Regions from separate parts of the Homo sapiens genome. Here region 2 is linked to region 1. The links are chromatin contacts, found by Hi-C or POLR2A ChIA-PET in ENCODE. All regions are on one chromosome and are shown on one strand. Each heading gives the region's core, a stretch centred on a gene start or an enhancer-like site at or near the end of the contact. The rest is flanking DNA. Distances are from core to core; before and after follow the strand shown. Region 1 holds the start of MAP3K9-DT (MAP3K9 divergent transcript). Region 2 holds the start of PSEN1 (presenilin 1).

Region 1 (6,156 bases), core at 1,857-4,356:
GAAGGCTGAGGTGGGAGGAATGATTGAAGCCAAGAGTTTGAAACCAGCCTGGGCAACAAAGCAAGACCTCACCTCTGTTAAAAAAGTAAATAAAAATAATTGGCTGGGCATGGTGGCATGCGCCTCTGGTCCCAGCTTCTTTGGGAGGCTGGGGTGGGAGGATCTCTTGAGCCCAGGAGTTCAAGGTTGCAATGAGCTATGATTATGCCACTGCACTTCAGCCTGGGCGACAGAGTGAAAACCTGTCTCTAAAAATTAAAAAAACAAAAAAAGCTTTTAAATAAAGTTTGAAGCTAAATTTTCACTTTAAGAAGCAATAATATGAAACTAAAGCTGAACAGTATTGCTTGACTTAATGTCTTCTATTCATGGTCCAGAATGCAACGTCACAACACATGCTCAGAGGAGAAGTTCAAAAGGGTAACTCTGGCGATGAAGTGTCAGTGGCTCAATTTCATTCCAAGTCTTCGGAGACAAGGTTTGTCAATCGTCTTCACTTTCCGAGTGACACAAACTGATCTGGTAGAGCACATAGACTTCAATGACCGCCCATGTTCACCCTCTGATGAACCAAGGCACTGCACTGAAGTTTTATATTTACATACTTAATCTCCCTCATGTAACTTATAAGCAACTTCTGATCTTATCACTTCTTTATGTCCTGGTACTTAACACAGTGTACAGTATCTATCACTCACTAGGTACTCAATAATTAGTTTTTGACTGAAACTAAATTTTCTGAATTATCAAAAATTAATTCTAGTCAAGATCAGAACTCCTAGTGAGGCCAAATAAAAGAACGTGTCAGGTCTTTCAAATGCCATATTCTTCAAGTTAATTCTTTCCATTAGAACAAGTTACTTCCTACTTTCTCAACATCTGGGTTCCAGATTTAGGAATCCACTCTATCCAAGATAACTTGTATGACAATGAAGATAAGTCCTGGCCACCAAATGAAAAAGTAGCACGCTGTTGCCATGCCTAGCTCTGTGGACAGTTTTTCAGCCTAAGTCATACTGACTCTTGACTGCTCTAGCAGCCAGAGCACAAGATATTGAAGAAACCGAGTTCCTGATCACGAACCTCACCTAGCTCTTCTGCTTTGACATTAGCTGTCCCTGAAAACAAAATCACAAAACTTCACCCACAGAATCAAAATCTGACTTATGTTTAAAATGACACTGTTTTCTAACATGCCAGGCTATTCATATTTCTTCCAATATATGACCAAGTTCATTTTCAACACTTTCAAAACACTATGCCAGGATGCTTAGCCTTAAGGCTACCAAACTAGTCCCAAAAAGATGTAGTATCTGGAAACAATTTAAAGTAATTTGCTACCTCCAGGCATTTTAAAGATCAAAATGAAGAAAAATGAAGTTTTAAACTGAATGAGAGGGAGAGGGGGAACCTAAAGATTTGAACATCGATTTGATAGTCAAAACACCAACAGAAAAAGAAGAGCAGAAAAACAAGCGAAGAGGCTATGATTTTGATATTATGTGCTAGTTTTTAAAAAACATCTAAAGATAGGCCAGACACGGTGGCTCACGCCTGTAATCCAACACTTTGGAAGGCCGAGGCGTGCGGATCACTTGAGGTCAGGAGTTCGAGACCAGTTTGGCCAATATGGTGAACCTCATCTCTACTAAAAATGCAAAAATTAGCCAGGCATGGTGGCGGGCGCCTGTAATCCCAGCTACTCAGGAGGCTGAGGCAGGAGAATTGCTTGAACCCGGGAGGCAGAGGTTGCAGTGAGCTGAGATTGCACCACTGAACTCCAACCTGGGAGACAACGAGACTGTCTCAAAAAAACAAAAAAACTCAAGATTAAAGTAACACAATTGCTGGGGTAAAAAATAACTTACAGAGCCAAAAACGTAACTGTTACAAAGGAAATCTTAATATTTAAATATTTAAAGTTGGTCCTTGCTAATGACGTTTTAAAAAATCAACTAAGATGAAAGTATACAAAATAAGGAATAAACAGTAATTAATACATATTAACAATACCTTTTTAACAGATAAGAGATTATGGAAACTCTCAAATACAAAATAGTGTAAACTGCACTAAAGAGATATTTACATGTTTTTTTCTGAAATAAACTAGTATGATTAAGGGATTGTGATGGCAATTTAACTCCCTTGAAAAAAAAAGAAGATTTCATTATAGGGTATGAAATATGGGGCTCCTGGAAAATTGACGGAAACCAGGACACTGGGAGAAAGGCCCTGGGAGGGACCCCTGAGCATGGTCCCCCTGAGATTTGACCAGTTCCAAAGATAGGCAAGGATCTAGAATGAGAAGAAAGAAGAAAATGTATTTCCCAAACAGCCTCACTGTCAAAGGACTGGGATTCAGCCACTGTACCTTGCAATCCTGATCTCCCATGGGGGAACGACATACTTTTTCCTCTCTAATCATCACTTGTCTCACCCCCACTCTCAACACACACATCCCTCTTAGCACATTAATCAGTGAGACTCCTAAAGGTACAACTTCTGAGATATAAGAAATAGGATCCAAGAAATCAACCCGACATTTTACAGGCAACTGAGCCTTGAGTTCACACATGCTTCCGGGACTTGTGAGCCAGCTCAGCCCTGCGGAGACACCCCCATCTCTTTGAAAGCAAATGCCTTTAGGAGGCGGGGACAGGCGTTAGAAGAGGTGGTGGCAAGGTCCCTGATTTGGGGACTAAGGCTAGGACACTAACCACCATCTTGCCATAAACACTTCCAGATTGGGAATGGGGGGCGGCGGGGGGGTGGGTAAGAGAAGGGACTGGGAAACTGGCAAATTCTCAGACTGGGACTTCAGGATGTGGAAATCGGGAGCCACTGCTGAGGTGGCCAACTGAAGGTGAAGAAGCCCAAGCGTCTGAAGTGCGGGCAGGGCCTGAGGCGTCTCGAGCTTATCCAGCAAGCAAAGCCCGGGCAGCCTAAGCGCGCGCCACCCACACCCAGGTCAATCGTCCTCCCCACCCCCCGCCCTCATCCCAGCCCTCGCGCAGTGCTCCCCCCTTCCCCGACCGCCCCCCAGGCCTCCGTCATTCCCCCTCCCCGCCCGGCCCCGCCTTCGCCTTACACTGAATGGGCGGGTAGCAACTGGGGTCCTCGCCGCCGGGCTGGCAGCGGCTGGAGAAGGCGCTGCGCGGGGTCACGTAGTTGCTGGGGAAGATGCCCACCCGCTGGTTCAGCTGCCCGGTCCACCAGCCCTCGTCGCCGGACACCTGCGAGTCCTTGGACAGCACCTCCACCACGTCGCCCAGCCGCAGGGTCAGCTCGTCCTCGCCCGCCGCCTCGTACTCGAACACGGCCGTCCAGTAGGGCAGCGGCGCGTCGCAGCCCAGCTCCCCGGGGCCCACCGCCGCCGCCGCCTCCTCCTCCTCCTCCTCCTCCTCCTCGGCCCCGGCCCCTGCTCCATCCTCCCCCGGCGGGGCGGCAGCGGCGGCGCTCGCTAGGCAGCCGAGAAGCGCTCTGGAGGGCTCCATGGAGCGGCCGATCCATAGGGTGCGGGGCCGCCGCCGCCCGCAGGAGCCGCCGCCGCCTATTGTTCATGCGCCTCCGCAGAGCTGGGAGGACCCCCCCCCAACGACGGCGGCCGCAGGTAGGGCCCGGGCTGGCAGGGCTGGGAGAGCCGGCTCGCCGGCGCTGTTACCGCGGTACGAGAAGAGCGCCGAGCGCGAGCTCTTCGCGCAGCCTAGGGGCGCAGCGGGCCGAGTCCCCGCCTGCCCGCTCGCCCCCCCGGGGGCGGCCTCGTCACCTCTGCCGCCGGTACCTGCTCGCGCAGCCGGTGCCCGCCGCTGCCAGCCGGCCGCCGCTCTCCTCTCCGCGCCGTGCCGTGCCCCGCCCCCCGCACCGCCAGCTCGCCGGGACCACCTGACGCGGGCCTGGCTCCGCCCCAGCCCTGCGGACCCCAGGGGGCTCCGCCCCACGCCCGCCCCGCCCCGCGCCCGCTGCCTTCCCATTGGCTGCGGCCGCCCAGTCCCCGGTTCCTCCGCCGTGGTTGGGGCAGCCTAGCTGGCCGTCTCGCAGGTCCCTCTCACCCCCTGCGCCGCCGTCGCACCGTGCCCTCCCCCATTGCGGGCTCTGTCATTCTCAAACCCAGGTCGACCCACTCTTCCCGCCCACTGGCCCGCCGCAGCTCCCTCCATTGGCTCGCGGCACCTGTCCGTTTCCTGGGAGAGTTCAGCACCTCCCGGCAGGAAGAGGCTCCGGCCTCATTGGGTGCGTGAGAAGGGAAGGGTGGATCCTAAAAGGTAATACTGAGCCTTCATTCAAACTAAAAGGCTGGAAGGGAGGCAGCTGCCTTTGTTTGCCATGGATGGGTAGGGGCTGCACTGAGCAGCACCGGTGTTCTTCATCCGGCTGCACCCCCAACAGAGCTCTTTCTTCCCCAGATCCCTTTTACAGTTGGATTCTCCCTCTTGGATCTGGCTCTGCCTTAGTCCGACCTAGAGGGATCAGCTTCGCCCACGCCCACTCTCACCCGGAACCTTTCATCTCTTATTGAAGCCTTTTAGGCCCATTGGGATGTTCATTAGAACTCTGAAAACTACAGTTCTCCCCTTTATGAGGACTGCACCACAGCTCGCCCTCTCCTGGGTTCCGGTAAGAAGAGATTCCAATACCACTCTTTTTTCAGAATTCAGAAAGGCAAGAGACCACCTTACTGAGCTTCAAACTGGGGCTGGGAACGCTGCCATGAATTGGGCTTGGTCTGTCTGAAGGGAGCCACCTTTTCGACAATCCTTAGACTTCTTTTGCCTGTTGGAATTACACCTTGGATCGTGGCGAAGTCTATAGAGGTCAGATTAAGAAGAACCAAAGCAGAATAAACGTAGAACCCGATGCTGAGTTCACGAGTGAGGACGACCTCTTCCTATATGCTTTGCTATACCCTGCGTTTTGAACATTAAGGACGAGATAGGAGGCCCATAATGTTTCTTCTTGCTTTAATCCTGTCGTGGCAACGTTGACTTCCAGTAAGAAAGGTTCTCTGATCTTTTTTTCTCTTTTCTTTTCTTTTCTTTTCTTTTCCTTTCTTTTCTTTTCTTTTCTTCCAGGGTCTCAGTTTGTTGTCCAGGCCAGAGTGCAGTGGCGCAATCTCGGCTCACTGCAGCCTCAACATCCTAGGCTCAAGCCATCCTCCCACCTCACCCTCCCGAGTAGCTGGAAGTACAGGCTCGTCTTGAACTCTGGGCTGAAGTCATCCACCTGCCTCGGCCTCCCAAAGTGCTAGGATTACAGGCCTTAGCCACCTCACCTAGTCCTCTGAAATTTCTAAATAAGCCAGTGCTGAAGGATCTAGCCCAACTTCTACCAAACTTTGTTACCTTTTCCCCTTCAGTGGTAGGAATAGACATGATTTATTTAGCAAGGGTGAGTGCTTTTGTTGAATTTTAGTTTGGGGTTTATTATTACACAAACTAAAGACAGCGGGGCAATTTGGAAAGATAACTAGGCAGCTGCATGACTTCAGGCAGGTGTCCTAACACTGTACTCTTAAAGTGAGGGGAGTGAACTGGAAGATATCCTGTGTCCTCATAGTTTGAACATTCTGTGGTTCGCTCATCAATATGACTACACTGTATAGTCATAGCACACATTTGAGGTCTTGAAGAAGAGAGATGAGGCTTGTTCTAAAAAGCATCCAGAGTAGGTCTTGAAAAAGGATTTCTGTTTAAGTAAAGACCTAAAACAATGCTCAGATTCCTATTATACATAGGATCCATGAACTGGAAAAGATATGGATGAGTCTGAGTAAATTATCTAGGTTTTGTTTTAGACAAAACCATTCCACTGTCAAGCAGCAGAGAGCAAGGGAGTGGGGATGGAGGTATATTGTGTTTTTTTAAAGGCCATAAGAAAATAATTGTCTTGATAAAATTTTAACTTAGGACTGGGTATGGTGGCTCGTGCCTGAAATCTCAGCAGTTTGGGAGGCTGAGGCAGGAGGATCACTTGAGCCCAGGAAGGAGACCAGCCTGAGCAACATGGCGAGACCCCTATCTCTACAAAAAATGTTAAAATTTGCCAGGCATGGTGGTGCAAGCCTGTAGTCCCAGCTGTTTGAGAGGCTGAGGCAGGAAGATTGCTTGAACCTAGGAGGTCAAGGCTGTAGTGAACAGTGTTTGCTATACCACATTCCAA
Region 2 (6,156 bases), core at 935-3,434, 2.3 Mb after region 1:
TCACCATGTTGTCCAGGCTGGTCTTGTACTCCCAACCTCAAGTGATCCTCCTGCCTTGGCCTCCCAAAGTGCTGGGATTACAGGCATGAGCCACCGTGACCAGGCGTTCATGAAAAATTTTCATGACATTCTGTGAGGTGGGTGGACCATAATTTATTGTACCACATTTATTTATTTATTTATTTATTTATTTATTTATTTATTTATTTATTTTTATTTTTTGAGACATAGTTTCGCTCTTGTTGCCCAGGCTGGAATGCAATGGCGCAATCTCGGTTCACTGCAACCTCTGCCTTCCAGGCTCAAGCAATTCTGCCTCAGCCTCCCAAGTAGCTGGGATTACAGGCATGCGCCACCACGCCTGGCTAACTTTTTTTGTATTTTTAGTAGAGACGGGGTTTCTCCATGTTGATCAGGCTGGTCTCGAACTCCTGACCTCAGATGAGCCGCCCACCTTGGCCTCCCAAAGTGCTGGAATTACAGGCGTGAGCCACCGCACCCTGCCTATTGTACCATATTTAGTTTCCCAATTTTTTGCTATATAATATTCCATGAATATCTTTGCCCAAAATTTTTGTAGATTGTTTCTAAGAATAGTTCATCAGCATTTTAAGACATCCTATTAATATTAGCGGACTGCAATCAGATTGAAGTAGTTCACAAATAGATGGGTTTTAGCCTGTATTTGTTCAATACTGAACTATTGTATGTATCAGGCACTGTTATGTATCAGGCACTGTTCTCAGCACTTGTAAAATGTATATGTGCTGCTGACAAGCATGAGCACTTGTAAATGAACAAACTAAAATCCCTACTCTTGTTAAAGTGGGGGAGGTGAAGAATTTTAAAAACATCTTTTTTCGTTCAACCTTCTCCCACAACTTATCTTTCATTCTGCTAATGGAAAATATTACTTTTGTTCTTAAATATGAAGCTTTTGTGTGTAAAAAGTATTAGAATCTCATGTTTTTGAACAAGGTTGGCAGTGGGTTGGGAGGAGGGATTGGAGATTGATGCGATAGGAATGTGAAGGGATAGCTTGGGGTGGATTTTATTTTTTAATTTTAATTTTTATTTTTTGAGATGGAGTCTTGCTCTGTCTCCCAGGCTGGAGTGCAGTGGTGTGATCTCAGCTCACGGGTTCAAGCGATTCTCCTGCTGCAGCCTCCCGAGTAGCTGGGATTACAGGAGCGCGCCACCACACCCGGCTAATTTTTTTGTATTTTTAGTAGAGACGGGGTTTCACCATGTTGGTTAGGCTGGTCTAGAACTCCCAACCTCATGATCCGCCTGCTTCGGCCTCCCAAAGTGCCGGAATTACAGGCGTGAGCGACTGCACCCGGCCGCTTGGGGGTGGATTTTTAAAGAAACTTTAGAAGAATGTAACTTGCCCAGATACCATGTACCGTTAATTTCATTTTCGGTTTTTTGAATACCCATGTTTGACATTTCTCCGTTCACCTTGATTAAATAAGGTAGTATTCATTTTTTAGTTTTAGCTTTTGGATATATGTGTAAGTGTGGTATGCTGTCTAATGAATTAGACATTGGTACTGTCTTTACCAAAACTGGACAAAGAGCAGGCAGATGCAAAAATCAAGTGACCCAGCAAACCAGACACATTTTCTGCTCTCAGCTAGCTTGCCACCTAGAAAGACTGGTTGTCAAAGTTGGAGTCCAAGAATCGCGGAGGATGTTTAAAATGCAGTTTCTCAGGTTCTCGCCACCCACCAGAAGTTTTGATTCATTGAGTGGTGGGAGAGGGCAGAGATATTTGCGATTTTAACAGCATTCTCTTGATTGTGATGCAGCTGGTTCGCAAATAGGTACCCTAAAGAAATGACAGGTGTTAAATTTAGGATGGCCATCGCTTGTATGCCGGGAGAAGCACACGCTGGGCCCAATTTATATAGGGGCTTTCGTCCTCAGCTCGAGCAGCCTCAGAACCCCGACAACCCACGCCAGCGCTCTGGGCGGATTCCGTCAGGTGGGGAAGGCCAGGTGGAGCTCTGGGTTCTCCCCGCAATCGTTTCTCCAGGCCGGAGGCCCCGCCCCCTTCCTCCTGGCTCCTCCCCTCCTCCGTGGGCCGGCCGCCAACGACGCCAGAGCCGGAAATGACGACAACGGTGAGGGTTCTCGGGCGGGGCCTGGGACAGGCAGCTCCGGGGTCCGCGGTTTCACATCGGAAACAAAACAGCGGCTGGTCTGGAAGGAACCTGAGCTACGAGCCGCGGCGGCAGCGGGGCGGCGGGGAAGCGTATGTGCGTGATGGGGAGTCCGGGCAAGCCAGGAAGGCACCGCGGACATGGGCGGCCGCGGGCAGGGCCCGGCCCTTTGTGGCCGCCCGGGCCGCGAAGCCGGTGTCCTAAAAGATGAGGGGCGGGGCGCGGCCGGTTGGGGCTGGGGAACCCCGTGTGGGAAACCAGGAGGGGCGGCCCGTTTCTCGGGCTTCGGGCGCGGCCGGGTGGAGAGAGATTCCGGGGAGCCTTGGTCCGGAAATGCTGTTTGCTCGAAGACGTCTCAGGGCGCAGGTGCCTTGGGCCGGGATTAGTAGCCGTCTGAACTGGAGTGGAGTAGGAGAAAGAGGAAGCGTCTTGGGCTGGGTCTGCTTGAGCAACTGGTGAAACTCCGCGCCTCACGCCCCGGGTGTGTCCTTGTCCAGGGGCGACGAGCATTCTGGGCGAAGTCCGCACGCCTCTTGTTCGAGGCGGAAGACGGGGTCTGATGCTTTCTCCTTGGTCGGGACTGTCTCGAGGCATGCATGTCCAGTGACTCTTGTGTTTGCTGCTGCTTCCCTCTCAGATTCTTCTCACCGTTGTGGTCAGCTCTGCTTTAGGCATATTAATCCATAGTGGAGGCTGGGATGGGTGAGAGAATTGAGGTGACTTTTCCATAATTCAGGTGAGATGTGATTAGAGTTCGATCTGCGGTGGTGGCAGAGGCTTACAAGAAACACTAACGGGACATGGGAACCAATTGAGGATCAGGGAATAAAGTGTGAAGTTGACTAGGAGGTTTTCAGTTTAGAACATGGCAGAGACATTCTCAGAAATAAGGAAGTTAGGAAGAAAGACCTGGTTTAGAGAGGAGGGCGAGGAAGTGGTTTGGAAGTGTCACTTTGGAAGTGCCAGCAGGTGAAAATGCCCTGTGAACAGGACTGGAGCTGAAAACAGGAATCAATTCCATAGATTTCCAGTTGATGTTGGAGCAGTGGAGAAGTCTAAGCTAAGGAAGGGGAAGAGGAGGCCAAGGCAAACACTTAGGAACACTTGCAACGAGGGGGTGGAAGAAGAGCAAGGAGCCAGCTGAGGAGAATGAGTGTGGTTGGAGAACCACCACAGCGCAGGGTCGCCAGAGCTGAGGAAGGGGAGGGAAGCTTCAGGAAGGAAAAGGTTGGCAGGGATTTTGAGTGTTAGGCCTGGTGTAGCAGAAGGAACAGAAGATTTAGAGCAGCGCTAGCCAATAGAAATAAAATGTGAGGCCCGGGGCGGTGGCTCACGCCTGTAATCCCAGCACTTTGGGAGGCCGCGGGGCGGATCCTTGAGCTGAGGAGTTCGAGACCAGACAACACGGCGAAACCCCGGCTCTACAAAAAATTAGCTGGGCGTGGGGGCGCGCGCCTGTAGTCCCAGCTGCTCCCAAGCGAGGCTGAGGCAGGAGAATCACTTGAACCCGGGAGAAGGAGGTTGCAGTAAGCCAAGATTATGCCACTGCACTGCAGCCTGGGCAAAAGAGTGAGACTGTCTCAAAAAAAAAAAAAACCTGTTTTGTTTTTCTTTTGGAGAAAAGGCATACAAATTTATTAGCATGCAGACTGGGAGAACCACAAGGTGATTATCCCTATTTTAAATTTTCTAATAAACATACTATTATTTATTTATTTATTTATTTATTTATTTATTTATTTATTTTTTGAGACGGAGTCTGGCTCTGTCGCCCAGGCTGGAGTGCAGTGGCGCGATCTCAGCTCACTGCAAGCTCCGCCTCCCGGGTTCACGCCATTCTCCTGCCTCATCCTCCCCAGCAGCTGGGACTACAGGCGTCCGCCACCACGCCCGGCTAATTTTTTTGTATTTTTAGTAGACACGGGGTTTCACCGTGTTAGCCAGTATGGTCTCGATCTCCTGACCTCGTGATCCGCCCGCCTCGGCCTCCCAGAGTGCTGCGATTACAGGCGTGAGCCACCCTGCCCGGCCGGCTATTTATTTTTTTAGAGATGGGAGCCTCACTATGTTGCCCAGGCTGGTCTTGAACTCCTGGAGTCAAGTGATCCTCCCGCCTTGGCCTCCCAGAGTGGTGGGATACAGGCACAAGCCACTGTGCCTAGCCATAAACACATTTTTAAAGGTAAAAAAAGGCCGAGCGCGGTGGCTCACCCCTGTAATCCCAGCACTTTGGGAGGCCGTGGCGGGCGGATCATGAGGTCAGGAGATCGAGACATCCTGGCTAACACGGTGAAACCCCATCTCTACTAAAAAATACAAAAAAAAAAAAATTAGCCGGGCGTGATGGCGGGCGCCTGTAGTCCCAGCTACTCGGGAGGCTGAGGCAGGAGAATGGCGTGAACCCGGGAGGCGGAGCTTGCAGTGAGCGGAGATCGCGCCACTGCACTCCAGCCTGGGCGACAGAGCCAGACTCTGTCAAGAAAAAAAGAAAAAAAATGTAAAAAGAGGCTGGGTGGCCGGGCGCAGCGGCTCACGCCTGTAAACCCAGCACTTTGGGAGGCCGAGGCGGGTGGATAACCAGATCAGGAGATGGAGACCATCCTGGCTCACGCGGTGAAACCCCGTCTCTACTAAAAGTACAAAAAATTAGCCAGACATGGTGCCAGGCACTTGTAGTCCCAGCTACTCGGGAGGCTGAGGCAGGACAATGGCGTGAACCCAGGAGGCGGAGCTTGCAGTGAGCCGAGATCGCGCCACTGCACTCCAGCCTGGGCAACAGAGTGAGACTTCGTTTTTTTTTTAAAAAAAGGCTGGGCACAGTGGCTCACACCTGTAATCTGCCAGCACTTTGGGAGGCCGAGGCAGGTAGATCACCTGAGGTCAGGAGTTCGAGACCAGCCTCGCCAAAATGGTGAGACCCTGTGTCTACTAAAAATACAAAAAATTAGCCGGGTGTGTTGGCGTGTACCTGTTATCCCAGCTACTCGGGAGGTGAGGCAGGAGAATCGCTTGAACCCAGAAGGTGGAGGTTGCAGTGAGCCGAGATCATGCCACTGCACTCCAGACTGGGCTACAGAGCGAGACTCCATAAGAAAAAAAGAAAAAAAAGGGGGGCAAAAAGAAACAGATGAAACCAATGTGAATAATTTATTTTAACACAATATACCTAACATATTTTTATTTCAATATCTAACCAGTATAAAAATTTACTTGTTTTGCCCTCTAGAGATAGTAAGCTCCTTAAGTAAACAGAAGTAATACCTGATTAATTAGAATTCCCAACCCTCATCAAGTGTGTGCTTATATAGAAGAAACCCAGTAAATGTTTGTTGATTGAAAGATATTAATACTCTTGCTTGGATGAGAGTGAGGAAAAAGGTATTAGTATTGGCTTTTCACAACGCCTTGTACGGTTTCTTGTTTAAGTTGATCAAAGCAAAAGAAAGACTGCAGGCAATGCTAAATATAACAAGTGATTTACAAATTAATTAGACGTAAATAATCATTTTTCATTAAAAATTAGTTGTATTCTGTCCATTTCCTCAGAATTTTAGACAATGATTTTGAATAATCATATCTCCCTTATAGAGTTATTGAAATTAAATAACTTATTGGGAAAGATTCTTTATAATTATACAAAGGTATATAGGACCATAGTCTCATATCCAGAGTTCTGAAATCCGAAAACTAAAAGGTTTTTCTTTTTTTGCTATTCTTTTTTTTTTTTTTTTTTTTTTTTTTGAGACAGAGTCTCCCTCTGTCGCCCAGGCTGGAGTGCAGTGGCACAATCTCAGCTCACTGCAACGTCCGCCTCCCAGGTTCAAGTGATTCTTCTGCCTCAGCCTCCCGAGTAGCTGGGACTACAGGCGTGTGCCACCACACTGGGCTAATTTTTGTATTTTTAGTAGAGGTGGGGTGTCACCATATTGGCCAGGCTGGTCTCGAACTCCTGACCTCGTGATCCACCCGCCTCAGCCTCCCAAAGTGCTGG

Evidence for each region. A loop is a pair of places that touch in the nucleus more often than their neighbours do. ChIA-PET counts read pairs that join two places held with the same protein, here RNA polymerase II (POLR2A). Pooled maps may share reads with other maps.
Region 2: a pooled map shows a loop between it and region 1 (6-fold over the local background). The contact joins the promoter of PSEN1 here to the promoter of MAP3K9-DT in region 1. A Hi-C loop is called at or near these places in 5 of 50 pooled maps. POLR2A ChIA-PET finds 5 or more read pairs at or near these places in 2 of 52 experiments (CD4-positive, alpha-beta T cell and Caco-2).

The regions. Positions count from the first base shown.
Region 1 is chr14:70,805,678-70,811,833 of GRCh38, forward strand. It overlaps MAP3K9-DT (MAP3K9 divergent transcript), which reads left to right and starts at 3,107. Exons shown (of 2, transcript NR_184164.1): 1 at 3,107-3,610. It overlaps MAP3K9 (mitogen-activated protein kinase kinase kinase 9), which reads right to left and starts at 3,836. Exons shown (of 12, transcript NM_001284230.2): 1 at 3,089-3,836. The coding sequence starts at 3,494. RefSeq lists an enhancer at 2,398-2,457 and a silencer at 3,398-4,037.
Region 2 is chr14:73,134,323-73,140,478 of GRCh38, forward strand. PSEN1 (presenilin 1) reads left to right here and starts at 2,185. Exons shown (of 12, transcript NM_000021.4): 1 at 2,185-2,261. RefSeq lists silencers at 1,965-2,044, 2,305-2,364 and an enhancer at 2,535-2,644.